2 separate regions of the Homo sapiens genome follow, and region 1 is linked to region 2. Evidence: chromatin loops called from intact Hi-C (ENCODE). Cell type or tissue: heart right ventricle. All regions are shown on one strand. Links, peaks and the distances in the headings refer to the core of each region. The heading gives the core; the rest is flanking DNA. Region 1 overlaps LDLRAD4 (low density lipoprotein receptor class A domain containing 4). Region 2 overlaps LDLRAD4 (low density lipoprotein receptor class A domain containing 4).

What was found. A loop is a pair of places that touch in the nucleus more often than their neighbours do. Peaks named below come from ENCODE experiments on the same cell type or tissue, not always from the same donor. Only the 100,000 strongest peaks of a DNase experiment are listed, where the experiment ranks them.
Region 1: a loop joins it to region 2, with 2.4 times the contacts of the local background. A loop is called at or near these places in 6 of 110 quality-filtered maps.

The regions. Positions count from the first base shown.
Region 1 is chr18:13,255,886-13,270,510 of GRCh38, forward strand. The region is part of intron 1 of LDLRAD4 (low density lipoprotein receptor class A domain containing 4); the gene reads left to right. Among named protein-coding and RNA genes, the nearest start is that of C18orf15, 24 kb to the left of the region's middle. RefSeq lists enhancers at 6,797-7,735, 10,026-10,588 and a silencer at 12,485-12,779. In heart right ventricle, for the core only: no CTCF peak of the experiment used is centred there; DNase peaks (open chromatin) are centred at 8,416, 9,318, 9,838 and 10,816; H3K27ac peaks cover 3,976 bases.
Region 2 is chr18:13,513,169-13,527,793 of GRCh38, forward strand. The region is part of intron 4 of LDLRAD4 (low density lipoprotein receptor class A domain containing 4); the gene reads left to right. Among named protein-coding and RNA genes, the nearest start is that of LDLRAD4-AS3, 49 kb to the left of the region's middle. RefSeq lists a silencer at 26-135. In heart right ventricle, for the core only: no CTCF peak of the experiment used is centred there; DNase peaks (open chromatin) are centred at 4,273 and 7,343; H3K27ac peaks cover 960 bases.

The DNA of each region.
Region 1 (14,625 bases), core at 3,485-11,484, 260 kb before region 2:
GGCTTTGATCATTGCTTTTATTGTGAGGAGACAATTTGTCATCAGCATTGGTGTTATTTTGGCCTGACTTTTATCACTCTTGTTCATCATGATCTTGTTTCTGCCTAACTTTCGTGCTTGCTACCCTCTTAGAAAATGATGTATCACTTATTTAGGATATTATGTGTTAATTGTTGTCCAGAAATCAAACTAAGTTTCTTTCCAAGAAAGACGTGATGTAAAGCACTTTGATTCCCTGGGAGAACAGGTGCTGTGTGTGCACAAGGTTTTGCTGCCTGATTATTCTAGGGAAAATGAGACAGTGATTATATATGTTGGCAGGACTCAGATCACAAACTGCCCTGGATGTAGGGGGAGGCTTGGGTGAATCTAAAAGCATCCTCCTGCCATTTGAGGTGAGTCCTCTCCATGTTGGGAGTAGAAATGGCTCTTCTTTTAAAATAGGGTCCCTTTCTTGGCTCTGTCTCTGAGTCACCCTCCTGGGGTCACAGATCAGCTGCATGGGCACAGGTTAGGAATGTGGTCTCAGCCTCAGCCTTGGACCCCATCCCCCCATCAAAATCTGCCTTTTAACAAGATCCAAGGGGATTCTTGTGCACCTTAAAGTTTGGGAAATACTGAGTTAGGACAGTTTTAAAACATTCTGAGGACTTCTTGCTTCGAGATCAGTATTGTATTAGGGCAGCTGGGTTTAAATCCCAGGAATGCCAGCAGGTGTGTAGGACTGGTGTGAACAGTGCTGAGTACTTGGGTCAGGTTACAGATCGACCCCACTAGCATCCAGCAATCTGGCACCCCATGGATGTTTCCATAGAGAGCCCTTTGAAAACGAGAGCCCTGGTAAGCTGGTGTGTGTGCTGGCATGGAAGAGAGAGCCTCTCTTTCCTAAGGAAGGCGTCAAAAGCAGGGGTTAGGTGAATGGAGGGAGCCCAGGCACGTCAGTGCCCAGTGTGGCAGGTGTGTGTGCCGGGGAAGGAAACCTGTGTTGTTGGAACGAAGTTGCCATTTGGCGGAATTTGGTGCACTTACTTGGAAAATATTGCCCAAAGAACTCAGAACTGTCTGTTTTCTTTTCCTTAAACATTTCTCTTGTCAGAGTGATGAGAAAATTGCCTATGTGGGAACTTGAGAAGTGCAAATTTGTTAATACTTCCTTTGACAATGGTTTGTATTCAGAGCTGTTTATGAGCTGTCACAAATCATTTCCAGTTAAAACGTTTCTGCCATGGAGTCATGCCGCGCTGGAGGGTCCGGCGGGACAGACGTGCACAGCCTCGCGGCCCTGGCTCAGAAAGGCCTGAACCCATGTGCCGTGGGTCTGGTTTTTAAGCTGGTGAATTGAATCGTGGAGAATAAAAATGACCTGGTTTCTGTGGAAACCTCTGCTTTGAAAATGTTCTTCCTTTTAATGATCTTCAGAAGCCCAGTGTCAAGGCCTGAGTGTGAGATTTCGCCATTCTTTTGATGGCTGGGACAGAGCAGAATTCAGTGCCAGTCCTTTCGTTCTGTAATGATGATGTTTGTGAGACTTGGGGATGACACTTTTGGCTCATCCCTGGTAGGACGTGGACATGCGGTTGCTTTTCCATGAGCAGGGATGGGTTTCCCTGACCCACTGCCCTGCCCCATCCATGCTGTGCTCATGGGCAGGCGTGTGTGGGGTGGCAGCCTGGGCTTCAGAGTCCGGCCTGCAGCCTGGATGTGAGACACTGAGTGATCATATAGGGGATGATTTTATAGGTCTGGATGCTTTATAGCAGTGGCTCTCACCTGGGGGTGACTTTGTTCCCCAGAGGCCATTTGACAATGTCTGGAGACATTTTTGGTTGTCACAAGTGGGAGGTGGGAGGTGCTCCTAGCATCTAGTGGGGAGAGACCAGGGATGCTGTTAGACTGCCCACAGTCCACGGGACAGCCTCATCACAAGGGTTTGTCCAACCCAATGTGTCTGTCGTGCCCAGGTTGAGAAACCTGCTTTAACAGTAGTGGTAGTTTGGATAGATGGATAATGGTAAAGATGAGAAAAGGATACAATGGGGCTGGGTGCAGTGGCTTAGGCCTGTAATGCCAGGCTGAGGCAGAAGGATCGCTTGAGCCGAGGAATTGGAGGCTGTGATCATACCACTGCACTTCAGCCTGGGCAACAGAGCAAAACCCTATCTTAAAAGAAAGAAAGAAAGAAAAAAGCATACAATGGCCAGATAGTGGTTGAAAACATGTTAGATCTCCAATATCTGGTTCCATTTCTTTTTGTTTTTCATTTATTTACTTAGTATTCAGAAAAGAAATTTCACTGTCCAAAATCCATTTTTTCCCAACCAAGACAGTTGAAAATTCCTAAATTCTAAATAATCAGACACCTTCAGTAGGTACGCTTACTTTTCTTCCATGCTTCCGTAGTATTTTGCTTAACAGAGAATGTTAGGGTTTTCTTTTTGAAGCTCCTAGTTTGTCTTAATGAGTTAATTCTACGAAATCCTTTTTTTTTTTCTTTTGTTAGCATTAACATGGAATCTGCTAATGAATGGCCACTAGGGACGATGGTGAAAACACTTGAAATGAGATGCCTCTATTTGAATATTTTATGGTCATGGAATTGGCTATTTATTTTATTTTTGCTTTTATGATTTCAAAATTCAGATTTCTTTGAGCAAATGTTTAGAGATGACAAGAGGGAAACTCAGGGATGGAATAATCTATTGAGTGTGAACCAAAGATTACATTCTTTTTCAGAATTGTCCTTCCTTCCTTTTTACTGGGTCCCATAAAAGGTTTTATGATCTGATTGTACCTTATTGATATTTGCCAATTGATAAATTTCTTGTTCATTAATTCAGTATTTAGGTCAATGATGTTTCTTCCTGGCTTAGTATGAAGTTTAGCCTTTCATGATACATATTTCCTCTTTCTTTAGCTAGATTACCAATAATGTTCAAATGGGGCAGGGGAAGGATTACACCAGAAAAACTAGCCTTTTACCTCTGTGAAAAGGTGCCTCCCAGAAGCACCATCTAAAAGCAGGTCATGATTTTAATCCAGAATGGCCAAGTGCTGCTGCTGTGTACAACTTCCGACCAGCATGATGCTGGACAGCAGGTCTCTAGGTGGGTTCATTGAGTATTTAGGTCAATGATCTTGTTGTGCTCCATTCGGGATGACTGAGTATTCCTGAAACAAATGCTATTTCTGGCTGCTGCCATTCCCGCAGAGCACTTGTGCAAGTTCATAAGACTTCCTAAGTGAAAGGGGAATTTGCATAGTTTGTGGATTCCTTCCTTCCTTCGTCCTCCTCTCCCCTCCCCTCTCCTCCTCTCCCTCCTTCCTGCTCTATTGCCCAGGCTGGAGTGCAGTAGCGTGATCATAGCTCACTGCAGCCTCATACTCCACAAGTGTATCCTCCCGCCTTAGTCTCCTGAGTCACTGGGACTACAGACACACACCACCATGCCTGGCTAATTTTTTTATTTTTTGGTAAAGACAGGGTCTCACTGTGTTGTCCAGGCTGGTCTCAAACTCCTGGGCTGAAATGATTCTCTTGCCTCAGCCTCTGAAAGTGCTGGGATTATAGGCGTGAGCTGCTGAACCCAGCCCTCCTAATTTCTGATTGATTTTTGAGTAAGATGAGTTTTAGTGCTAAAACATCCCACGTCGGTAGCTCTTAGAGAAGTACTTAGTGAAAGAAACCACATGCCTTCAAATGCTCATATATATGTATGTAAAGCATACATTGGTATGTGGTTTTGGTTCATTTTCTTCCACTTGTTTCTTTCTCCTGTTTTCTGATTCTCCCCTATAATCCATCCCTCCCTCCCTCCCTCCCTCCATTTGTGCTGCTCACAAACTCAAGGGGCATCACTTACATGGGATAATTTGCCTTTACAGCCACCCACGGCTGCTTTGAGAAAGGAAGTGTTCCCATCACCTGTTTTCCTTTGCTTGGCTGTACCTGTAATGACTGAGCCCCACTGGGTGCGCAGGGCAAGACCAGCCTTCGTGTCTCTTGGCCCAATGGAGGCCCCAGGAGGGGAACGTGTGGTTTGGAGAAGCCGCTTCTTGCACCACTGCTCCTGTAACTGACCTTGGGCTGTGTGGTCTGTCCAGCCTCGGTTCCCTGTCTTTAAGATGCATGTAACAGGACCTCTCGGATTTCTTGGGAGGCATTGGGTGGAATATAGCAGGTAGATTTTGTAGGATAGTAGGTGCTAAGTTCAGGTCAGTTACTTCCCCTTAAATAGAGAAGACTCTAAGTGACATTTGGATAATCTCCTGAGAGCACACTGTAACTTCTATTGGAGGTCATTGCCTTGACCTCCTTATGCCCAGGGGCAGCTGAGTGCCCACTTGCCAAGGTGTGAGCAATGCGCCCTGTTCTGCTGTGAGCCTTCTTGGGACCCTGCATAGAGCCTGTTCCCTTCCACTCACTGCTGGCTGGTGTCTGTGGAACAGCCTTCCCTGGCCTTTTGGCGGCCCTGTCAGGGTCTGGAAATCTGGCTTTGTCTCAGAAATCTGGCTGCGGAAGATTTTCCTTTGTGTACTGTCATAAATGCCTTAAATGTATTAGGGTGCTTTGCAAATCTTTCTCTAATCCGTTTTGACAAATAGCTGAGTAGTATTGGTTTTATGTGAACTTGGCAAAATTTGCTCCCGTTCAGGGTGACTGGGGCATGTGACAATTAGTGGGAGGTGGCAGGATTCTTGAGTGTAGCATTTCTCTGACTCAGCCGACTATTTCCTTTTTCCTGTTGCTTTATTATTTATTGTTGCTATTCTTTCTGCCACCCTCTCCCTCCCTCCTTACAGATGTCTGTCTTTCCAGGACTGTCCTTGTATTTTTTTATCTTCTCTCGCATAGACATCTATGGCAGGTCCATCCTTGAATACCCACTGTTCCTTCCGGTGACTACCATGGTGTGGCAGCTCTAAGGGCAGGGAGCTCATCTCTGCTGAATGCAGCCCATTTTGTGGATGCCATGGCACCTAGAAACCAACTGGATGCAGTTGAATGTGCCTCCCTATGGCCTCCCTGGGCTGGGATTCAGAGCAGGGCTCACTTTTCTTCCATTTGTTGGGACTAATGTGTCTGAAGACACTGCCGGTGCCCCACCTGGTTCCCTCTTTTCCAGGTCAGGCAGCCCAGCTTGCTTTCCCCATCCCTCCTCTAATGCGTTCACAGCCCCCTCATTCCTCTCCTAGGTGATGGTGCTGTGGGCTTTCAGAGCTCAGCTACGATGGACTGTGTCTTAGCACAACAGGCGTGAGGAACTGATGAGGGCATTGGGAACGGTGAGGTGCTGGGGCACATTAGTCCTGGCTCCAGGGAATAGCAGAACTCTGCCCCTAACATTCCATTTACTGGTGGAAAAATAGACCAGCGGGTTCTTGCTGTTCTACTTGCTAGATGATAGATTTTCTTCATCTTGTTTACAAGAAAGAATGTGGTTTCTTAGCCAAGGACTTGATTTCTGGTTCCTGGTGAACAGTTTTCAGAGCACTCTGAGCCTCTTCATTTGTAGAAAGGGAACTTTGAGAAAATGCCCAGCACAGTGCCTGCCTGGGACAGAGCGATTTCAGCAAATGTTTACAGAAATCCCAGTTTAGTTCAAGTTGTGAGCTGAGAATCCTTGCTGTTGGTTTTAGGTTTCCAGCCTCAGGCCTTCAGAACCTTTGGGGGTTGTATCCCTAACCTCAGCCGTACCCTAGAGGCCAGGTCAGCAGAGTGAGTGATAAGCGCACTCGTTCCATCAACCGTGCGGTTAGAAACGTAGAGGTTGTCATTAGAAAGTGCAGTCTTTCTATCCTACTTTTGAATTTCAGGGAGGAGCTTCAGGATTTGTAAAGACTTCATCTATATTGAAGACTGCCCAAGAGTTATGGCTTACCCGGCTGCAGGCAGCATGCCACCTGTATGCAGTACCTGTGCTGTGTCTAAGGAGGAAGGGCGACTTGGTGGTGGGGGCGGGGGAGAGGCAGGACTGCGAGTGCCACCAGAGCTTGAGAGAGCAAAGAGGAACAGAGGAGATGGGGGTGGAGCTGTGCAGAGCAGGGCACATGTGCGGCTCTGTGTGTAGAAAATGAGTCCCGTGTGGCTCTGTGTGTGGAAACTGAGTCCCGTGGGGCTCTGTGCGTGGGGGCTGAGTCCCGTGTGGCTCTGTGCATGGAAACTGAGTCCCGTGCGGCTCTGTGCGTGGAAACTGAGTCCCGTGTGGCTCTGTGTGTGGAAACTGAGTCCCGTGCAGCTCTGTGCGTGGAAACTGAGTCCCGTGCGGCTCTGTGCGTGGGGGCTGAGTCCCGTGTGGCCCTGTGCATGGAAACTGAGTCCCGTGTGGCTCTGTGTGCCTGGGGGATGAGTCCTGTGTGGCTCTGTGTGTGTGGAAACTGAGTCCCGTGTGGCCCTGTGCGTGGAAACTGAGTCCCGTGTGGCTCTGTGTGTGTGGAAACTGAGTCCCGTGCGGCTCTGTGCGTGGGGGCTGAGTCCCGTGCGGCCCTGTGCGTGGAAACTGAGTCCCGTGTGGCTCTGTGCGTGGGGGCTGAGTCCCGTGTGGCCCTGTGCGTGGAAACTGAGTCCCGTGCGGCTCTGTGCGTGGGGGCTGAGTCCCGTGCGGCCCTGTGCGTGGAAACTGAGTCCCGTGCGGCCCTGTGCGTGGAAACTGAGTCCCGTGCGGCTCTGTGCGTGGAAACTGAGTCCCGTGCGGCTCCGTGCGTTGGGGCTGAGTCCCGTGCGGCCCTGTGCGTGGAAACTGAGTCCCGTGCGGCTCCGTGCGTTGGGGCTGAGTCCCGTGCGGCCCTGTGCGTGGAAACTGAGTCCCGTGCGGCCCTGTGTGTGGAAACTGAGTCCCGTGCGGCTCCGTGCGTTGGGGCTGAGTCCCGTGCGGCCCTGTGCGTGGGGGCTGAGTCCCGTGCGGCTCTGTGCGTGGAAACTGAGTCCCGTGCGGCTCCGTGCGTTGGGGCTGAGTCCCGTGCGGCTCCGTGCGTTGGGGCTGAGTCCCGTGCGGCCCTGTGCGTGGGGGCTGAGTCCCGTGCGGCCCTGTGCGTGGGGGCTGAGTCCCGTGCGGCCCTGTGCGTGGGGGCTGAGTCCCGTGCGGCTCTGTTTGTGGGGGTTGAGTCCCGTGCGGCTCCGTGCGTGGGGGCTGAGTCCCGTGCGGCTCTGTGTGCGTGGGGGCCGAGTCCCGTGCGGCTCTGTGTGCGTGGGGGCCGAGTCCCACGCTGCTCTGTTTGCGTGGAAACTGAGTCCTGTGCGGCTCTGTGCGTGGGGGCTGAGTCCCGTGTGGCTCTGTGTGCGTGGGGGCTGAGTCCCTTGTGGCTCCGTGCGTGGAAACTGAGTCCCGTGTGGCTCTGTGCGTGGGGGCTGAGTCCCGTGCGGCTCTGCGTGGAAACCGAATCCCATGCGGCTCTGTGTGTGGGGGCTGAGGCTGAGTCCCATGCGGCTCTGTGTGTGGAAACTGAGTCCCCTGTGGCTCTGTGTGTGGAGACTGCATCCTGTGCGACTCTATGTGTGGGGCTGAGTCCTGTGTGCCAGTCTTCCCATTGCCATCTCAGGGATCCTCAGGGCAGCCTGGTGAGGACAGTGAGGGCACGGGATTGCAGCTAACACACAGAGCTGTGCAGTGAGGCAGGCAGGAGCTTGCTTGGGAGAGAGGCAGGGGAGTCGAGGGGCACCTGGCACCTTATCTGGGCCAGCTGGCCTGGGTTCGAGTCCCAGCTCTGCCCATTGGCAGCCATGTGACCTTGGATGCTTCACTCAACCCTCCTGTGCCCGAATTTCTCCATCGATAAAAGGAAGATGTTGGTAATCGTATTACCCACCTCATGGGTTCTTATAAAGATGGAAAGAATAAGAATCAATCATGTTCCGAGCTTGAGACACAGCTGGCTGATTTTAAGTGTATGTTATGGTTAAAGTGAGGGAGTCGAGCTTGGACTGTGGACCACCTGACTGCATTGCTGTCCCTCTAAAGGTCATGATTGGGTGGTAACTGAACTTCAGCTTCTCCTGGATTCATAATCTTATTTCATTTCATAAAGTACAATCATACAGTCAACATGACTTTAGAATATTGGAGGAAACTTTCTATGTTCCTCAAGTACCATTTAATTAAAGAAAAAAAAAAGAATTTTGGATGAAACTAATATAACCCTGGGGTGGGCAAGTCTGTTGGGGGCATGGGAGGGGCTATGATGGAGCAGGGCAGGACACGACCCGGCCCTGTCCCCTCTGGTGGATTGGGCCCCACCTGTCCCTTTCCAGGCCCAGAGTTGAGCAGTTGGTTGAGTGGGTGGGTGGGTACCGTTTGAAAGAGCGAGTGGGGGCTGGTTGCGGGATGGACCTGAGTGGCTAGGATGGGTCCTTTGAGGAGGTGGCCCTGCCAGGCGGCTGCTTTACGTCAACGGCCAGTGAAGCTGGGGCTGCAGACCTGGAGGGCTTCCCAGCCCCGCCCCCGAGTTATCCTCAGAGCAGGCCTTGCTGCTCTTTCCAAAGGGTGTCTGCAGACCGTTAGACAGTTGCTTGGCCAATGTTCAACAGTGTGCAGGAAAATGCTTAGAAAGCCAGGAACGAATGGTTTCTGAAGTATTCACCATCATTCAATTCCACAGTGTCCCTTTATGAGTTTAGCTAATGGGGAGTTGACTTCTCTGTGTAGATATTCTGAGCCCGATTGCTTAGGTGATGGCATTCTTGGCAGGGAAGCCGCTAGCCTGTTTTTCGGAGTAGATGTTGTCCTGTGCTTCCTTCCCATGTGGGACTGCCATGCAGGTTGAAGACGGTTTTGTGCTTTTCTCTGCAAATGGCTGTTCTTTGGACTGTGTGAGGTGATTCTGCGTAGCCTCTCCCTTCTTCCAGGATTCTGAATCTGGATTGATTTTGTTGATGAAGCTTTCTGAGATGCATTGCTGAAAAGAGTAGTTGAAGAATGTGTCTGGAGAAAGCATATGGGTGCATTTCACAACTGTGCTGTTTCATAAAAGCGTTTCAAGTACAGTCTTCCCGAACCTGGAGGATTCGCAACTGGCCTATAAACAGACTCCAGTATTTCAAGGTTGAGGAAGACGTTGGCAAATTGATCTGTAAAATTATATAAGAGCTCTCTCTTTTCTTTTACCTGAGTTAAAGCTGAGTTGCCCAAGCCAGAACCTGGTGCTGTTCTGACCCCCTCCTGGCTCCCTGATCCATCCACTGTGTCGCCAAGGCCTGTGATTCTACCTTCTAAGTGTTTTCCACATGGCTCCTTTCCTCCCGCTGTGGTCACTGCCTTCAATTCTCAACATTTCTTGCCTGGACTTTTGCAACAGCCTCTGAACAGACTGCCCTGCCTCCAGCCTCTGCCGTCTCTCCCCTCCTCATATCCTTCCCTGCGCCTTCCAAACTCCTGGTCTAGGACCTCGTTCTGAGAACCGCCTTACCACCTAGTGGCAGGGCTGACCTGTCACTGCGTAGCTTTGAAGGTCAACGCCAAACTTACCTGTGTGGCCTGGACGGGGTCTCTGTCTCCAGCCCCCATTTCACTCAGTTCCTCCGGGGACACTCGAAGCCCTCCCCCTTCCCACTGTGCTGCCTGGAGCATGGCTTTCTCTGTCCTGCAGCACAAATGTCAGCTGCCCAGGTGAGCCCTTTTCTGGGCTCATCGCAATTTGTCAAAACGTGTGACAGGGATGAATAGCTCCATGCACCCAGGAGCAAGGCGTGCCACATCTCTTCATTTTTCTTGAGAAATAAATCTCCTTTGATCCCTGACTCACTGAGAAAGATGGGGTGGCTGATATCAGTCATCTGGGGACTGTCCTCCCCAGGCACGTTTCCGAGGACTTGTCACTCAGTCACACCTGGCCCCACTCCCCAGGGCTTCGTTGGCCATGGGTCCTGCTTGCCTGGTGCTGAGATCTTCTTCAAGGTCTGCTGAAGTCATCTCCTGTTGGGGTGGCCCTGGGACTCCACTCTGCTGCACACAGCTCAGGCCTCCAGGGGTCTTCCTCAGCCCCCTCCTCACTACTCCTGAGGTCTTTGCCCTCCCCTGGGTGGGTCCCTCTTCTCCTCCCACCCCTGAGCACTCAGCCTCCTCCTCACCCCCACGTGGATCTGCTCGATCTAGGTTTAGAGCTCTGGTTTTAAGCATCGATATGTTTAAGCATTATCTGGGGAGCTTGTTAAAAATACGGATTCCTGGACTCCACCCCAAGAGATTCTGACTCAGAAGCTTAGATGATGCCTGGCAGTGAACGTGTGTTTTAGCAAGAATGGCGGGCTCCTTGACACGGTTGTTCTGTAGTTTGGACAGTGAGTAGCACTCGCCCAGACCTTAAAAACAAAGGCTTTTTCGGGGCTTGTTTTTAGGGCTCCCCCGACTTCTTCCTGTGGACCCAGGAACACAGAAGATCATTTTGCTACAGAGTCCGCATAAGCCCTCTGCCCTCCAGCCCTGCATTCACAGCTAGCCTGGGAGCTCCTCGAGGGCAGGGCGTGGCTTCATTCCTCCTGCACAACTCCTGGTACCTCGCACTGGGTCCGTGGCCAGATGTGGGCAGGAGCAGTCTCGGGGACAACAGACACAGCCCGCTGAGGAAGGCACCCAACCCTGGGCTTGGCTTTCCTTTCCTTTCTGGCATGGGGCTCAGGTGTCCAGAGGCGGGAGGATTCCGAGGGTCTCTGGTGGCTGCCTTCTCCAGATTTGGGCTTGGACTGGGCACAGCTGGGAATCAGTTATGTTTTGTTTTGTTTTGAATTGGCATAGTGACCGTCTTAGGCAGAAGGCAGGCTGCCGCAGGGCCTCCACGCTCAGGCGCTGCCTGGCGATGGCTTCTCCGTGGAGGAGAGGGAACTGCTCTGAAGCAAGCCCAGCACCGCAGTCCTGGCCAGACCCGTGGGCAGATCCCTGGAGTCCTGTCCCCACACTACCCTTGGAGCTGCCTTCCGAGTGTAAGTTACAGTTTCAGTCACAGCCTCAGAGGTGGCAAGTCACTGACTAGGAAGAGAGTTGAAATGAACAGAATTCTGAGTAAGAGTAATACTAAGAGTTACAATTTTATGTTCCAGTGAGGTAGAAAATCTTTTACGTCGACTGAAGGCTAGATCTCCTTTCATGTGGAATCTCTTTGTGAAAGAACAGCATTTTCTGAGTTCACGCCTAGGTCTTGGTTAGAATCAACAGGGTAATGGTGGCAAGGGAGAGGTTTGTGAAAATATTCTCAGACTGCACTTGTGAATTATGAATGCGACTGCTAACATTGCTTTAGCAGTTCAGTGACACCTATCTTTGCAAAATGTACTTTCACTTGTAAGGGCCAAATAATTCTAATAGAAACATTTTTTGGTATGTAATTATGTAGATGTAGAGTGATACACTTTTTTTTTGCTGTGCACTTAAAAATTATCAAAGTAATGTTTGGAACGTCTGGAAACTCTACTTCTGATCACTGGTCAGTTTCACGCGTGTGTGTGTCTGTGTTGTATTGTTTTTAGTGTGTGCACACAGGCCTGCAGCCTTAGCAGTTACTGGAAGAGTGGTCTATCTCATTTATTTTAAAACCAGCATCACCCGTTCCACCTGTCACATGTGGTGGTGGAATTTGAGAAGAACGGGGACAGTTTGATCAGGATAGTGAAGCTGCCCAGGGGCATAGCCTGTGAATGCTAATTCACTTTCTGTAAACAACCTCTGCAGTGTTTGGTGTTTGCATGTATGAGATCAGCCGTCAGTTTTCGCTCAGATCCAGCTCCTGCTGCTGTCTAACTGAGATGAGCAAGCCTCACTTCAGACGTCGTGTGTAACCCAGCTACTTCATTTGTTCATTCTCATCTTTTGCTTTTCTGGAAGGTTTCAGCCAGAGGCTGGGGCCCCGCATTCTGGCTGGCTGATTGGAAATCACGCACATGTAAGGATTGTCCAGCAGCTTTCCTGGGGCCCCTGGTGACAGCTTGCATGCCATGAGAACTGGCACAGACTGTGAGTCACCCACTGTCCTTCCTGAGCTTTGACTTAAGGTAACATGGGCAGACCAATGCATTGTTTCTTTTTCTTTTAAAACAATTTTTTAGAGATGAGGCTTCACTATGTTGCCCAGGCTAGACTTGAACTCCTCACTTCAAGCGATCCTCCCACCTCCCCTCTGTAGTAGCTGGGACGACAACTACTACCCCCAGTGCACCTGGCTTGACACATTCTTTTTAGTCTTTTGAAACTCTTGTACTTTCCAAGATGTGCCTGGAGAGATATTTTCCTCTTAAGTTTAAGACTATAGTTTTCTACTGATTTCCTTTGTTTTCCTGTCCCAGGGCAGAATATTTTGTTCCTGTCGATGGACTGCAGATGGTGCCCACTCCGCCTCCCCTGCCAGTCTGTCCTGGACTCTCTATCCGTTTTCCTTAGTCTCAGTTCCTCCTTTACCCTCCTCCCCCCTCGGCTTGACTCTTCTCCCTGCTTCCCTCCCCTGTTGGGATTCTGGCCTAGTGGGAGATGGTTTCATCTGAGCATCTGAAAATATGGGGCTTCTTGGTCTTTATATGCACATCTGAGCATGCTACTGAAGGCAGAGGAAGGGAGATCTCTTAGGGAGTCAGCACATGCAAAATGCTGTGCCTTCAGACTGCCTCTGCTACCTCTTACAAGGAGCCTCACACCGCAGGCTGCCCTTTAGCTGTTCCCTTGGAATGCAGCCTTGTTAAGTCACTGCCAGCGTTTCCCCTCTTGGCGTCCCTTTCTCTTACCTAAGTTGTTAACTCCAGACTTCGCTGCTTTCTTAAAGGCTAAAGTAATGGGCAGAGTAAAACCCTGAAATGTTTAGAAGCTATGCAGTATTATATTGTAAACCTGTAAAAATTCTTAACAAAGTTAGTGGCTTGGAAAGATTTTCATGAGAACTTCAGCTAAAAGGCAGTAAAGTAAATGCCTTAAAATAACTAAACTTTGGCTTATAACAAGGCCATTGTTTGGCAGTGTCCACTTTTTAAAGACTTTCCAGAACTTGGAGGAGGAAATGATCCTGAGACAAAGTAGTGATTTAAAAAATGAAGACAGTAAATTAACATTGACATTATTCGCCAACAATTGATTTCTTGTCTTCCAACTTTTTACCCTGCATTCTGAATAAATTGGACCATGTGAGGAACTAGAAGATTAACTTTAGGGTTTTTGTTTGATTGAAATTGGTTTTGCAGAAGTGGAAATTTGGCAGCATGTATGGAAACCAGTAAATCAGTTTACAGTGTTCTGTGCTTCTTAGTTTATGAAACCCACAAGAATGAGGAAAGGCTGCATGTCTTTGAATGCGAGAGGGCTGAACTAATGTAGGGTTTGCCTTTTCTGGAAGTTTATTTTTACCCTTATTAATTTAGTAGCTTGTAGAGCAGCATGTCCAAACTTTAACTAGTTAATAGTGGCTCCCAAGCTGAGCAAGATTTCAATGCCAATGGTTATTTTTCAGTGGTCTCATAGAGAAAATACTGGGAAATATTCTAAGAATGGTGTAAAATGAAGAGGAACTTGGTAATTTTTTAAAACACTGGCTCAATGAAATGTAAGCAGCTGGCTTACACACAGTGACAATCTTTACAATCAGATATTGTGCTCTGAACTAGTGCTCTGATGAGGTAGTAGAAGCATGTCTCTATTTTCAATTAAAATGATCCGTTAATGTGGGAATATTTGGAGCATCTGTGTCTTTTCAAATGAACCGGGGTAGATGATCTTTTTTTTTTTTTCCTGAGGGGAAGCCCATTTGCGTGGTGGCTTCTGCTGGTAGCATCCGTGCCTGTTTCCCAGCCTGCTGGGGCCCTAGCGAGCTGTCCGACGTCATGTGCTCACACTTGGAGTCAGTCTGAGTCGGCAGTGTGGGAGTTCCTTCCAGAGAGATGTGTTCTTTTCATCTTGAATGGTTCATAGGTTTCTGCAGCAGGCATGGTCTCATTCTCAAACTCAGTGTCCTCACAGCCTTCTTCGACCCCTTCCTCCTGGTATCCCCTTGGATGTTCTGTCCTCCATCCTCCCATGTGGCCCTGTCCGTCACCTGACATCCATGTTAACATGCTTATGGGTATCACTCGAATAGCTGCCTTCACAGCAGGCTCTTGCTGCTGTGGATTTGAACAAGTATTTGTAGAGGAGTCAAGGCAGGCTACCTTGATCTGCAAACACACCAGGGCTGTCTAGAGCCGTGTCACTGGACCGCTGTGCTGGTGTCTCCTGGGGGCTTGCTAGAAATGTGGAGGCTGGGCATGGTGGCTCACATCTGACATCTTAGCACTTTGAGAGGCCAAGGTGGGATGATCTCTTGATCCCAGGAGTTTGAGACCAGGCTGGGCAACACAGCAAGATCCTGATTGTACAAAAATTTTAAAAATTAGCTGGGCCTGGTGGCGTGCCTACCTGTGATCACAGCTGCATGGGAGGCTGAGGTGGGAGGATCACTTGCACCCAGGAAGCAGAGCCTGCTATGAGCTGTGATGGCTTCACTGTAATCTAGCCTGGGTGACTCTGTCTCTTAAAAAAAAAAAAAGAAAAGGAAAAAAAGAAAAGGAAATGTAGAACCTTGGGGCTCACTACAGATGTGTAGAGTCTGAATTGGCCGGGTCGAGAGGGCAAAGTATGCTCGTTCCAGGCCTATTTGCATTACCGCGTACAAGTGTATCACAGCACT
Region 2 (14,625 bases), core at 4,170-12,169:
TTCTGGGTGGCACTTGCCCCGGGGTCACAGAGCTGCCCTGACAGGTGACAGAGCCTGGCCAGCCCTCACTGTAATACACTCTGCACCCTTCCTGTCTCCAGGCTTACAGACAGCCTAGTAACGGTTTCTGTAATCTGAGCTGTCTGCTGCTTCAGAACACATTTAGAGATCAGTAAGCAAGTCACATTTTCCGTGTTAACCACTGTGGGCTAAACACAAGATGTTTTTGTGGGTGGGCAACTTTGTGTCTCCATGGACATTTTTTGGCCATACTTATATAGTTAAGAAGTTATTAAATTACATGTGTTTTTCCCTTCTTTTGTTAGGGAAAATGCAAACTTCAGGAGCTTCAGATCTTCTTCTTGGGGATCCCGTGGGGAGCTGGATCCTCAGATATTTAGGAGCGGACAGGTCCTCACAGGCTTCCACCTTCATCGTCTTCATCAGTCTCCGTTTATTGTGAGCTTTCAGAGCTTATGCTGAATTTTCTTGCTATGTTCAAATCACCAGGGCCCCAAGCCTTGGACCTATGTTGGGCTTTGATTTCATGAGAGCGTGTTAGAGGTTACTCATGGAACACCTGTCAGGCCAAGGTAAAAGTGTATAAGGTGGGTCCTACCCTGGCACACTTAGCCTGTCTTTTTAAGCTTGAAACATTTAAAAGTATTTAGAGATCTTGTTGATGAAGACTCTGATTCAAAGTCAGAACTTGGAGAAATTCAGATAGACATCCTGAGAATTTTCAGCAGAAAGTAATATAGGCTTTTTCAGCTAGAAGGGCCATAGCTCACCATTGTGGATCAATTCAGGGAACTGGGGTGCTGGAGAAAGCATGATCCATACAGTCCCAACAGACTTTTGCCTCTTGCCAGGAAGTTGGAGAGATTGGAGATTATTGTTGTTGTATTTCATGTGTACTTTGTCGTATATGTTAACTCTTGTACTAACTTCTAGTAAACTGTATATAGGTCTCATTCCATAATAGGGGCCCACCCATTTTCAAAGAATCCATAATAACTCGTGGAGGGCTGAAGTCCTGGGTTGTATCCTGACTCTCTCTGTGAACTGTGACCTTGGAAGAGTAAACCGTTTCTTTAAACCTCAGTTTCCTCCTCTCTACAATGAGATAATAAACCAATTTCACATAATTACTGTGGGAATTAGATGAATACAAATAAATCACCTAGCACAGTGTCTAGCATATAATAAATATACAACAGATATCGATTCCATTTATAAAGCTTCCTTCCTCCATTTATAAAGCTAAGAGTTAAATAACCCATTCTCGTATAATTGACCATGGATATCCGAGTCAGGTGGGCCTCGCTGACAGGTGAGCCAGGATTCTAGGGCCAAATAGAGACAGACGAGGTAATGGGAAAGGCTGACATCATAGGCCGTGGTAGCCCTCTCTGGGGACTACTTGTTAACACTGTCTTAAGACTATTTAAATTCCATATTTGTGTCTATGTGTATATTTATTTAAAGAAGCCGTGGGTTCGCTTGGTCTTGTAACTTCCACCTTGGACAGCTGTGTCTCTGAGCTAATCCCAGGATCACAGGCTTAATGCAATGCAGCTTGATGAGCTAAGCTCATGCAGAAGCCCTGGTGAAACCCAGGCTGGTGTTGCTGCCCAGCCTCTGCAAACATCCTGGTGCACAGGTGAGAGTTGTAGGTTCAACGTCTCTGCTCAAACCCACCCTACACTATTTGTAGGTGAGCAAGCCATTGACAGAGGCTCTTTCAAGCCCTGGACTGTAACATCTCTCCATGCTTTCACTGAAAGGCATGTTTGCCCACCCCCACCCCCACATTACCACTGTGGGCAAAGCATGGAAGGTATTTAGGTGGGTGGGCAACTTTTTTTCTTTGTGGACATTTTGCTATATTTAAATGGTTGTGAAGTAACTGAATTACATAACTGTTAAAGGGTCAGCCTTTAGAGAAGACAAATGTAAGCGGTGGAGCATATGGTCTCGATAGGCTTGGGTTCTGTTCGTCTCCCGAATAGGCCTTCCTTGTGCACAACACTGGCGTGCATTCTTTCTTCTGCCTGCCTCTGTTATTACATTGGTTTTAAAGAAACCAAAATCCTTGGTGAGCTGCCTGTAGGCATGAGGGAAGGAAGGATGAGTATTTCTGACTTTGCTTTTTGAAAAGCTTCCAAATGTGGAGCAAAGAACAGGAGACAAACAAGGAGTGGTGGTGGTTCTTGCATGTCACTTTGAATGTAACTTTGAAGCCAGGTTGTCCTAGATGGCTTATGGTTATAGGACAGTTGTCTTAAAAAACAAAAACTAAAACTACAGCACATAGACACCAACACAGATGAGCAAATGCTAAATTGTCATGTAATGCAAGTGACTGATCAGATGTATAGCACTGGTGAAAGGTTCCTGCTGTTTTGCCAGCCTCTTGAAGGAATCTCAGTAGACTTACAAATTCACGTTTATGTTTCATCATTTAACAATGGTTCTTTATTTTACCTTTTTAAGGACCTAATAAATAAGTCAGACAATGACACAAGATTTGGAGAGCTGAAACATTTCTAAATTATATTACGATCACTACTGCTTGAGGTATTTATTTGCATTTTATGGGGAATTTCTTAAGCAACCTGAAATTTTTTGTTTTGTTTCGTTTCATTTTGTTTTGAGTCAGTGTCTTTCTTTGTCGCCCAGGCTGGAGTGCAACCTGGAGTGCCACAATTATAGCTGACTGCAGCTTTGAATTCCTGGGCTCAAGGGATCCTCCCACCTCAGCTTCCCAAGTAGCTGCGACTACAGGCACATGCCACCATGCTTGGCTAATTAAAAATTTTTTTTTGTAGAGACGGGACCTTACCATGTTGCTCAGACTGGTCTTGAACTCCTGGCCTCAAGTGATCCACCCACCTTGGCCTCCCAAAGCACTGGGATTACAGGCCTGAGCCATTGCACTCGGCCTAAGCTGAAATGTTTTGGTTCCTAAAAGTGTCCATGTGTAAGAAAAAAGAACTGTAGGTCTTTGGACCATATCAAGGTTTTATTTACATATCCCCCTCTTCCCTACACCCAAAATTGAATGTAGAAAAAGTGAGGGTGTTGCAAATACAAGTGACAGTAACAAACTTCGAATGAGGTTGAACCTTTACAGCAGCAGTGAAGCCATGAACGATCTCTTCCGGGTGTCCTAGAGGAGCCCTCGTGCCTTACAGGAAGTTCTAGCCCTGTGCAGCCAACACACACCTGTATTTGTTCAGATGTCACCTTGGTGGCACAGTACAGATCCAGGGGACACCTGTGCCTCTGAGGCCGTCGGGGAGGGTGTGCTGTGGAGAGACCTGAGGACTCTGGTAGCGCCCTCCTTCACAAATGTGTGTACATCGTGTGGCTCTTTATTGCTAGGGTGGCATTTGAAATTTCGTTTATTTCTAAAAACCAACAGAGCGGCACTTCAAGTGGACACTATTTTTGATTCAGGGATCAGTGTCTGAGAGCATCAGTGTATTTCAATCCTAAAAAGTTTTATAAATTCTGTATAAGGTCATATAAAGGTGTTTAGGTTTGTTACCCTGGATAATGGCGATTCATTTGGAGAAGAAGCCTTTCACGATGCTTCCTGACGGCACCTTCTTTGAAGGAGAGTGGCCTTATATCAGCCTGTGTTCCTTAGGCAGCTGGCATCCCTTCATTTCATTTTGTTCCTTTATTTATTTTGAGACAGGGTCTTGCTCTGTTCCCCAGGCTGGAGTGCAGTGGCACAATCCTAGATCACTGCAGCCTCGAACTCCTAACCTCAAGTGATCTTTCCGCCTCAGCTTCTCGAATATCTGGGACTACAGGCACATGCTGCCACACCCGGCTAATTGTTTGATTTTTCTGCAGAGACAGAGTCTGGCTGTGTTGCCTAGGTTGGCCTTGAACTCCTGGACTCAAGCGATCCTCCCGCCTTGGCCTCCCAAAGTGCCAGGATTACAGATGTGAGCCACTGCACCTGGCCTGGCATCTCTTTTAAAAATGGCTTATTAAATATTGAGTTGATATAAGCAAATATGTATAACCTATGTGTGAGGTATTAAGAATCATCAATTCCAGTGGATGCTTATGTCCCCACTACCCAGTTCCAGCAGAAGAATGTTCCTGTCATCTTCCACTTCCCTTACACAGACACATCTTCTTTCTCTAACTGGATGACTCCCCATGTGGGACAACTGCCTGCACGATACACATGAGTAATGATGTGGTTTTCCCTCCACAAGGTCCCGAGGAACCAGAGGTAGCTCCGTTTTGGAAAGAGCTTCCTGGTTGCCCATGGGTTATGAAGTCTGCTGGTGAGGCTTCCTTAGATGTCTGAATGTCTCTGGTGGCCATCTGTAAGATGCAGTCAGTCACTGTGTTCAGGGAGGGCGGCCCGTGGATGCCTGGCTTCCACACAAGCAGTGTGGTCCTGGAGGCACACGTGGGGTTCCTGGAAGGAGTGCAGTTTGCAGTTGTTGAAGCCCCACAGGTGGGAGAATATTTCGCTCTAGCTACCTCTAGGTCTTTATATGACATACTGTTCTTATAATATGTCTGGACATGACTTTCTTTTTTTTTGTTTGTTTTTGAGATGGAGTCTCGCTCTGTCGCCCAGGCTGGAGTGCAGTGGTGCGATCTCAGCTCACTGCAAGCTCTGCCTCCCGGGCTCATGCCATTCTCCTGCCTCAGCCTCCCTAGTAGCTGGGACTACAGGCGCCCGCCACCACGCCTGGCTAATTTTTTATATTTTTGGTAGAGATGGGGTTTCGCTGTGTTAGGATGGTCTCGATCTCCTGACCTTGTGATCTGCCCGCCTCGGCCTCCCAAAGTGCTGGGATTATAGGCGTGAGCCACCGCGCCCGGCCATGACTTTCTTTTCTTTTCTTTTTGTCCTGTTTGTTATTTTGTGAGATTCCTAGTCTGTGGATTGGTGTCTTTCAGCAGTTCTGGAAAACTCGCAGATTTTCAAGATCTCCTCAAACATTGCCTCCGTCTTGGTCTCATTATCCTCCTCTTGTGATGAGTTGTGGGTTAGAGCTTCCCACTCTGTCCTCTGCACTCCTTCTCTCTCTTCTGTATTTCCCATCTTTCTGCTTTTACATCCTGGGTAACTTCCTACAGTCATTAGTTCACTCCTCAGCTGTGTCTCGTGTTACTAGACCCATCCAGTAGGTTTGTGTTTCTTGTATTATATTCTTCATTCCAGAAGCTGTATCTGTTCTTTTCAAATGGGATTGTCATTTTAAAAAGTCGTCTTTCTCCTTATACAAAGTTCCCAATGTCTTCTTTTCTTTTTAAGCTATTAAACATACTTAATTTTACCCACTCTATCTGGTATTTCCCACATCTGAAGTCTTTGCAAGTCTCATTAAACTTCCCGTGTTTATGCTGGATCTCACTCATGGTGCTTTGTTTCTTGTTTGTTTTGTGATTTTCGTTTTTTAAAAGTGAGCTTATAATTCTTAGAAGTACATCTATGGAAACTCTTGGCCTAGGTTGAAGGTGGGTTTCTCCAGGGGGTCCATGAATTTATACCCACCAGATGTCTTGGAAACATCCCCAGCTTTGACTATTTTCTATTACTGGCTTCGGTGTTTTTGACTCACCCAGAGAGTATGATTTTAGTTTATAAACCTCCTTATGGGCAGACTTATGGTTACACATTCTCATGGGTGGAGATAGTTGTTCCCATCCTTTCAAGACTAGTCATTTTCCTTGCAGGCCGCTAGGGTAGGAAGGGTCTCGGGGATGAATTTATTCCTAGTTCACCATTCTACGGAGGATATAATTTTGTGAAGACTCAGCTTTCTTCAGCAGCAGTGTTCGTTGTGGGAGCCCCGCAGTGGAAATGCCCTAGGCTTTGTCTCCCGTCTGCTAGCTGCAAGAGTGCATTAAAATGGAAGCTCAAATTCATTGCTTTGGCAAATACTTTCGAAGTGGAAACCTTGAGTGCTGAATGAACTCTCTAAGTTCCTGCTTTCCTTAGCTCATGGGCTCCAAGTATTGCTTACTTTTTCTTACTGTCATTTTAAAGATTACTTTATCCAGCACTTTAGTTGTTTCCAGCAGACGGTTCCTCTGGGGATCTCACTCACTGTTGCCAGACATGAAACTCACTCACCATCCTTCTAGTTCCAGAAACATGTGGCATCAACCTACGTGGCTCTCCCTGGTGTTCCGGAGGGAGCCGGGGAGCTGGGGTCAGCTCTTTCCCTGTCTGCCTTGGGTTTCCCTTCTTTCATTGATTTCCTCAAGGGGATGCTTACCTTTTCTAAAAAGACTTGACAACTTCCAAAGGTTAGCAGAAATGGGCCAGGCGCAGTGACTCATGCCTGTAATCCTAGCATTTTGGAAGGCCGAGGCGGGCAGATTGCCTAAGCTCAGGAGTTCGAGACCAGCCTGGGCAACATGGTGAAACCCCGGCCCTATTAAAAAAATGCAAAAAAATTATCAGGGTGTGGTGGCATGCACCTGTAGTCTCAGCTACTCGGGAGGCCAAGGCAGGAGAATTGCTTAAACCCAGGAGGTGGAGGTTGCAGTGAGCCGAAGTCACACCACTGCACTTCCAGCCTGGGTGACAGAAGGAGACTGTGTCTCTAAAAAACAAAAAAGTGGAAATGAAATTTTCCACCATACCTCATGTTATCTCAGGTAAATACCCAAAAAGTGCTGGTTTACCAGCTCATATTGATTTTTCATTTTCATGAGCTTCAAATTTTCTGAGGATATTTTATAACTAAGTCCTGTTGCCTCAAGTCTATGCTGTTAAGTACAAAAGCTTAAAGTTTAAAACATACTTGGAATTTGCTACGTAAAATATGCACTAGCTACAGGTGCATTTAGGTAATGAATACACATGAAAAAGAGGGTAGACCTGTGTGTGCCCTTGAGAACAAGGAATTTTCTCAACCATAAGAATCCTCTATAGACCCTATAATTTGCCAGTTCTTTTTTATCACACACTTGTTAGGGGATTGGGCAATGAAATGTTGCTGGTAATTCTTCAGAAGAATTCATGGGGATGAGTCGAATTTTCACCGTTTAGTTGGAGGCAGCTTCCCAAGTCTGCTAAAGCCTGTCTTCAGCTTCCCCTGAAAGTTGGCCCTGTTGGCATCCTCTGATCGAGAGGAGGGAGAACCTTGAATAGTAGCAGTGGGGTATAGAATAACCATCACCCTAGACTCTAGGGTGATTCTTCCTAAATTGTACTTTACATATCTTTAGTGCTCTGTTTGCTGAGATATTAATAGATGTCTCTTGACAAAGGAAGTGACATATTCAGACAGAGCGGGAGGACATCGTGTACACGGCCCAGCTGCCTGGAATGTCCACATAGGAAGTGCTCGGGGCAGCTGTTCTTTAGGATGGGAGACTCAGAGGGAACAACTTAAAAATACCCGCAGGCTGGGAACAGTGTCTCACACCTATCATTCCAGCACTTTGGGAGGCCAAGATGGGAGGGTCTCTTGAGCCCAGGAGTTCAAGACAAGCCTGGGCAACATAGGGAGACCTCGTCTCTACTAAAAATTAAAAAATTAGCTGGGCATGGTGGCAGGTGTCTGTGGTCCTACCTACTCAGGAGGCTGAGGCAGGAGGATCACCTGAGCCTGAGAGTTAGGGGCTGCAGTGAGCCCTGATTGTGCCACTGCACTTCAGCCTGGGCATCAGAGCGAGACTGTCTGAAAAAAAAAAAGCCCTCACATTCACTTGAGATTAAGAAGACAGGACAGGAAAGTCTTTGTCAGAGAATGCAAGGGATGTTGCTGTTGGAGAATACATCCCCACCCTCGGCACCTCTTGGACAGGCCACTGGAATTCGTCTTCCTGAAGACTCGCCATTGGAGGTAGCCTAGTGAATGCCTTGCAGAGTCAGAAAGCCCGTTAGACTTTGCTTAATGAGTCAGTCTCCCTACTGTTGTAGCCTTGGAGTCCTTTTTGTTTTTAGAAAAAGACCCATTAGCAGCTTGCAGAACACATATGTCCCATGAAGGGCAGTTTGGGAGAGGCTGACCCAACCGACTCTTGATCGCTGGCACTCGTGCAGCCTGGCTTTGCAAGCTATGAGGACCTGAACACTTGGGAATTGTTCTGTGTCTTAACCATGAATATTTGTTTGCAAAATTTGGTTGAGAAGATTAATTACCTTCTTGTTAAGCATATTTACATGATTAGACTATTTTGTGATTTGCTACAGGTGTAAAAATCAGCCTGTTGTGGAAGATCTGGAGTCATTAGGAGCTTTTGCACTTGCTCTCATTAGAGATGGGATAGAGCAAAACAAACCAGGAGAGTTGAAAGTATGACAGATTGCCTTATTAATGTCCTCTCTGAGTACCTGTGCTGGATGGATTGCCAGTGGAATAACTTGGGAGGTGGTACAAACCCACAAGATGACAGTCATCCTCTGTCATTGCTCTCTTTTGTGATATGAGTGGCGTGAGGAGGAAGAAGGGAGCAGTTGCTGCATTTGATTTGGAAACTGAAGTTGTCACGGGGTCTGTTCCATGAGCACGTGACGAGGAGTCATCTGAGCTTTCTCTCAGCCATGTTGGTGACCTGCTCTGTTTTGGCATACAAAAATTATCTTAAATATGGGCACTCTTGTAAGATGAGAATGAGATATATGGAAAAATAAGGAAATTATACAAAGAGTAATAGACATTACTGGCACTGTAATTTGAAATCTAGTAGCCGTCTCTGTTTTCTCTAAGGCTGGTGAGTAATCAGCTCCAAGACTTGGTTTTGTCTCCATGGCAAGTGGCTGAACATGCAGTGCCCTGGTCTCCTGTCTGCAGGTGGGCTAAGGACACTAGTGCTTACTTTGCAGGGTTATGGTGAAGTAATTCACGTGAAGCTCTTAGTTAACAAATGCTACTTGTTGAACATGTTTGTTTTTATCATTTTTTTCCCCTAAAGCAGTATTTTGAAAACTGGAAAATATTTCCCATCTGTTTCTTTTGTTTAAGGTGATAAATGCTGTGGCATTCCATTGCCTTGCTTTTTAGCAGTGGCTGGCCAGGCTGACTTCTTGCTCTCTGGACAAGCTGCATAATTCTCTATTAGCCTGTAGCCTTGCTGTTTTCTAGAACCAAAGGACCTCTCCTCCTGCTATCCAGGCAGACCCTTGAAAGTGGAACATTATACATGATTCTAGAAAATCTCCTACAACAGACCTTTTTTTGTTTTTTGTTTTTTTAATATTTGTGTAGCATTGCACTGTACCCTCATCGTATAATGTTGCTTAAGAGCATGCCTTTTACATATCTTTCCCCTGCAGGTCCTTGGAAGGGCTAGTCTGCATATCTCGTATCTGCACTGAGTGGTCCTAAGGGGTTGTTTGTTTGTTTAAACTGCAAATGTGATCTGTTTTCAGAGATGTGACTGACTTGCTGGGCTTCATGTCCTGGAACATGGCACCTGCTTGAAATCCTCAACAGTCTTTGTCCTGTGTCATCCAGGTAGAAGCTTACATGCTACAAAAAAAGGACTAGAATGATATGGCATCAGACACAAAAGCCATATCTGGAATGTTTAGCTCTGTCTTTTTTATCTAAGCCGAATGTGTTTTCTACTCTTTTAAATGAACCTAACACTTAAAAACCCAGCAGTAAATCCTAGGGTGTTTTGGGGCTTGGGGGGGGATTTTAGTCAGAAATTCATTGTCAGCTTTTTGCAAATATTTGATAGTGTTATCTTAAATGTATGTACGAAGTTTGTAAAGGTGCGTTTGATGCATTTACGAGGTGCTGAGAGTGGATGCTCCCACCTGTCATTCCAGCCTCACATCCCCACCTTCCCGGCTCTGTCCTTTAGCCCAGATCCAGCTGCCCAGGAGCAGGAACGCTGTGCCCCCGGCAACATTCTAGATAGCCTGTGCCCGTGGAGGTCCCAGTGTCCACAGCAGTCTCCTCTTGGTGCCCCCACTGTGTGCGAGGCAGACTCTGAGACCATCCCCAAGACCCCCACCCCAAGATGTGCACACCCTGGGTGGTCTCCTTTCCTGGGTGGGGTCAGATGGGTATCCTCACATTAGGGCAAATTCAGTGACCTAGGTGAAGGGATTTGGTAGATGTAATTGACATCCCCGATCAATTCATGAGAATGGAGATTGTCCTGGGTGGGCCTGGTCTAATCAGGTGAGTCTTTAGGGGGGACATGCAGCAGTCTCAGACACCCTCCTGCTGGCCATGAAGAAATGAGCCACACTGTTGGGAGGGGAGTGGGCCACATGGCAAGGAAACAGTGACCCCAGCCCTGCAATAGCAAGGGACTGAATTCTGCTGACGGTACAGGCGAATGCTGAAGAGGACCCCAGGCCTGGGATGAGAGTGCAGCCCGCCTTGATCCCAGCCTCAGGAGAGCCTGACCCAGGCTGACGGCTCAGTATTGTTCTGAGCTTCTGGATTGTTGAAGTCTGCTGGGCTGTGGTGGAACGTAGTCTCCTGGGCTCTTCAGAGCCACTGGCCAGAGCGTCTCCCCATTTCCTTGCTGTGTACCATGCAGTTGCCTCCCTGGCCACTCCCCCTGGTATCTGGATGATGTCTGCCACAGACCTTTTCTATGGGGACCCCTTTGCCTTTCCAGGTGGGCCATTTGGGAAGGATTTGGACCGACCCCAGTGGGCTCTCCCTGGTGACACGAACCTTTTGCTGTGGCTGACTCTAAGGTTAAGGTGGTCCCAGCCCCACCCTTTGCAGCAGGAGACAGCCCATCTCTCTGGGTCTCTAGCATTCCTGGGTGAGGATCAGGCCACAGTCCATGAGCCTCCCTGCCTTGTTAGGAGCTTCTTGGCTGGTGAACCTCTCTCTGCCTTGGCCTGGACACAGGAGGGGGACCATTCACTCTGTCCCTGGAGAGGGGTCCTAGCGTGATCCTCGGCACAGATGCCTCAGAAGAGCTTCTCTTCACAAAGGCATCTTTAGCTGTCAGCACCTCGGTCTTCCAGGTCGGGACCCCCGACTTCCCTTGTAACTGAGAGGAGCCTCAGAGCACCAGGGAAGCCCCTTCTGAATCAGGACCGGGCCCTGCTGCATGATAGAGAAGAACCAAAGGGTCTTGGGTTGGTTTTTATTTTACACTTTACTTTGAAAAAACACACGTGATCAGCACCCTCACTTTGATGTGTTATATTGACTGTATCTTGATGCTTCCTTTGAAACTTAAAATTACACATTCTGTTACACCTGTTTAATTTTTTCTAAAGAAAAATGCAGGTTTTTTATGCTTAATAAAATGAAGTTAGTTGAGTAGATCAAATATCTTCACCTGGGGCTTTGAAAAAAAATTTAAGCAGAGTGGTTAGTCTGTTATCTGGGAACAGAGTTTGAAGGAAGGCCCTAAGTTACCTGGTCACCTTATTACTAAGAAGGAAAGTTACTGTCTGTATCAGGTAGTGCCTCAGTAACGCCGTGTAACAAACCACTTCCAAGCTCAGTGGCTTCAAACAATAACCATTTATTATGAATAGCTCACTAAACATCACTTTCACCTATCTTTGCTCCAAAACCTGCTCATTCCAGCAAAAGCCGAGACAACCAGATCATATGGAATGAACTGTGCGTATTTCAGCTCCCTGCAAAGGAGATGTGGCTTCATGCAGGGTCCCCAGAATGGAAGCCTTGCGTTTTTCTCCACATCAGAACTAAGCCTACGATTTTATCCTGAGCTTCTGAAGCTTTAAGAGTGACTTGATCTTCTTGATCTTAAAAAGAATTAAAATGCCAACTAAGTTGGCGTGTGTCACTCTCCATCTCGCCCCAGTTCTAAATTAAGGCTGCCCTAGTTAAAGCTGCTTATATCTTCACTGTGCCTGAGTGTTAGAAGAGCTTAATTACAATCCCTGCAATTGGTTTGGGAGTGTGCGTGCGCCTTTGCATGGATGTGTGCGTGCTTGCGGGCAGGCACAGACACACGCGTACTCAGGTCTAGGTGCAAGGACTAAATTCATCTGGATACGGTGCTTTGTGATGAAGTGGGAGTGGCGTGGGAGCTGGCAGACCTGTGTGTTGAGCCCTGACTGTCCCACATCTGATTATTTTGACCTTCAGCAAATGACTTAATGTCCAAGAGCTTGGGTGTCCCTATTTGTAAAATAGAGACACTGACCTTAAGCTCTCTGTTTTTCTGGGAGAACGAAGAGCATAGACCAGCACCTGGCACACAGTGAGCATCATCCCCACGCCCTGAGTCCATTCTGCAAATCTCACATTTAAACACGCTAAAGTCAACCTCTGCCTTTCAGACCACAGAGCTGCTTCCAGATCCTGGCCATCCTGGACACCTGGAGAACTACCAGTCGGGATCTGCAGGAAAACGTGGGCATTCCCATAAACGTCATTCGTTTTGCAGAAATCTGACCAATGTCACTGGAAGTTGATGGGCGTGCTTCAGGGGGCTGAAATCCTGTTTCAAATCTGTGTTGTGTCTGGGAAGGTCTTGGCATCTGCCGGGGTGACCCACAAAAGGCCCAGCCTCACTGGGCTTGAGGAGGCCCTGGAAGCAGAACATGAGCAGGAGAGCAGAGCTGGGTGGGAACCAGAACTCCCGCTTGCCTGCGCCTGGGTCCCAGGGAGAGTGGCACCTGTAAGTGGAAAACTAAAGCCCTTACTTAGCAGACTATGAGACGTGCTGTGCCCACTCTAGGGGGCGGAATGACCAGGAGGAACGGTTCTTCTCCCACCTGTACTCTGGGCCATGTACCCCAGCGGGGCCTCACCACCCCCTTTATCACTCTTCTCCAAAGGATATCTTGCGCCCTCCTGTGTGTCTATGTGAGGTTTCTCTCTGCATGCAGATTTAGAGCAGCTTTTTCTATTTCAGAATACTTTTTAGGTATTAATCATGCTTGAAATCTCATGGACTCAGTCGCGATTTGGGAATTTTATTATATTTTATTTTGGGGGGAAGGGAGCTAATTTCCTGTGGGAATTTTATGGCACTGTTATAAGCAAACACTCCCATAGGATGGATATGGGATATATCCTCTGTGCATTTTCATTTCCCATCGCAAGTTAGGTGGACAGCATCTCCCAAGCCTTCAGGATTTCCGCAGGAGCCTACTAGGCCCTCCTCTTGTCAATGAGCCTGGAGTGACTCCTTGCACTGCATGTGGTGGGAAAAATATCCCCGGATAAGCTGGGGCATGTCATAAAGTGTGTGGAAGGGATTTTTATAATATTGGAAAACATATAATGCACTCTGAACAGCTTTAAATGTGTGAGAAGAGAAAAAGAGATGTGTCTGTAAGAGGGGAAATGAAGTTAGCTCCAAAAACAAAGCCAGAAGTATAAAAAAGCAATTAAAAAGTCTCTCACATTTTTGCATTTTCTGTATCATGAGATCACTTGTGATTGAGCCATACTTTTTAAATAATGGGCAACATTTTCTCCATTGTCTTGCTTGAGCATTAACTACCATTTCTGTGTTACTCTTGTGAGGTTATTTTTGGTGTGATTTGATCCTAGTCAGAGCAAAAATAAAATGTCAGTTCTACAATGATGTACTCTATAATGTAGAAAGCACTTGCCATGTGTCATCGTTTCATCTTTATCGCATCCTCGAAGGTGTTTTTCCATTTATATGTGGGTGAGCTGGGCCTCAAAGAGGACAGGAGATTTGCTTAGGGATGTAAGGCTGAGAAACAGCAGACACGGTGTGAACTAAGGCTTCTGAGTGCTGGTCCAAAGTCCTCCCCTCCTCTCCTCCTCTCTTCCCCTTCTCTTCCTCCCTTCCTCCTTCCCTCACTTCCTTCCCTGAGTGGTGTCCTGGCCCCTTTTCTGGTTACTGTCTGTCTCATGAATATAGATGATCTGGATGGGTGTATAGAATGCATGGGACTGTTATGTTTGTGCTGCAGGATGAAAAGCACCCCTGTCATTTGCAGCTGCCCTTGGCAGAGAACGTTGGGCAGTGATGCTGACTGGGCTGGAACCTCATGTCCTGGTGCAGGTTCCCTGTAAGACACCATTAAGTTTCGTGCTTTTACTCAGCTCATTGGAGAAGGCTGTGAGGCAGAGAAGCCAAATAAGTGAATTTAATGGTGCTCAGAAAATACCAGTTCTACAGACACTTCATGACAACCGTCACAGATCAGCCTTAGAGAGTCGTGCATGGGAAGATGTCTTAATATTGCTGACAGGGTTGTCGCTTGGCATATGCCCTTGTCCTTGAATGAAGCATGAACTGTGCCTTGTATAGGAGGCGGGCCTCCAGGCTGACACTTGGGTTTGCTGGCCTTCTGGAGACCGGGCCCTTATGGTGCTGGCCTGGGCCGAGGGAGCCTGTTGCACACACAGCTTTTCCAGAAGACCTTGTTCTTCCCACCTCTTCTCAATCCTCGCCAAAGACCTAGCTCCAGGCTGACCCAATGTGAGCCTCTCCCCAGCCTGCAGTCCCTCACCCGCGGGCTTTCTGGCTTCTCACCTTGTTCTGCTCACCGGCCCCTCTAGGAAATTTGTTAGGACTCGGCCACATGCATGGCTACTTGGAAGAGGCAGAAGAGAGAGCTCCGCTGGAGGGAGAAACGAGGCAGAGTGTGAGAGCAAAGGAGGGGAAGTAGAATGGCCCAAGCAGTCCTACATGGTCTAAATTGGTGGGTGAAAGGAATGAGAAGGACCTGGGGACCTG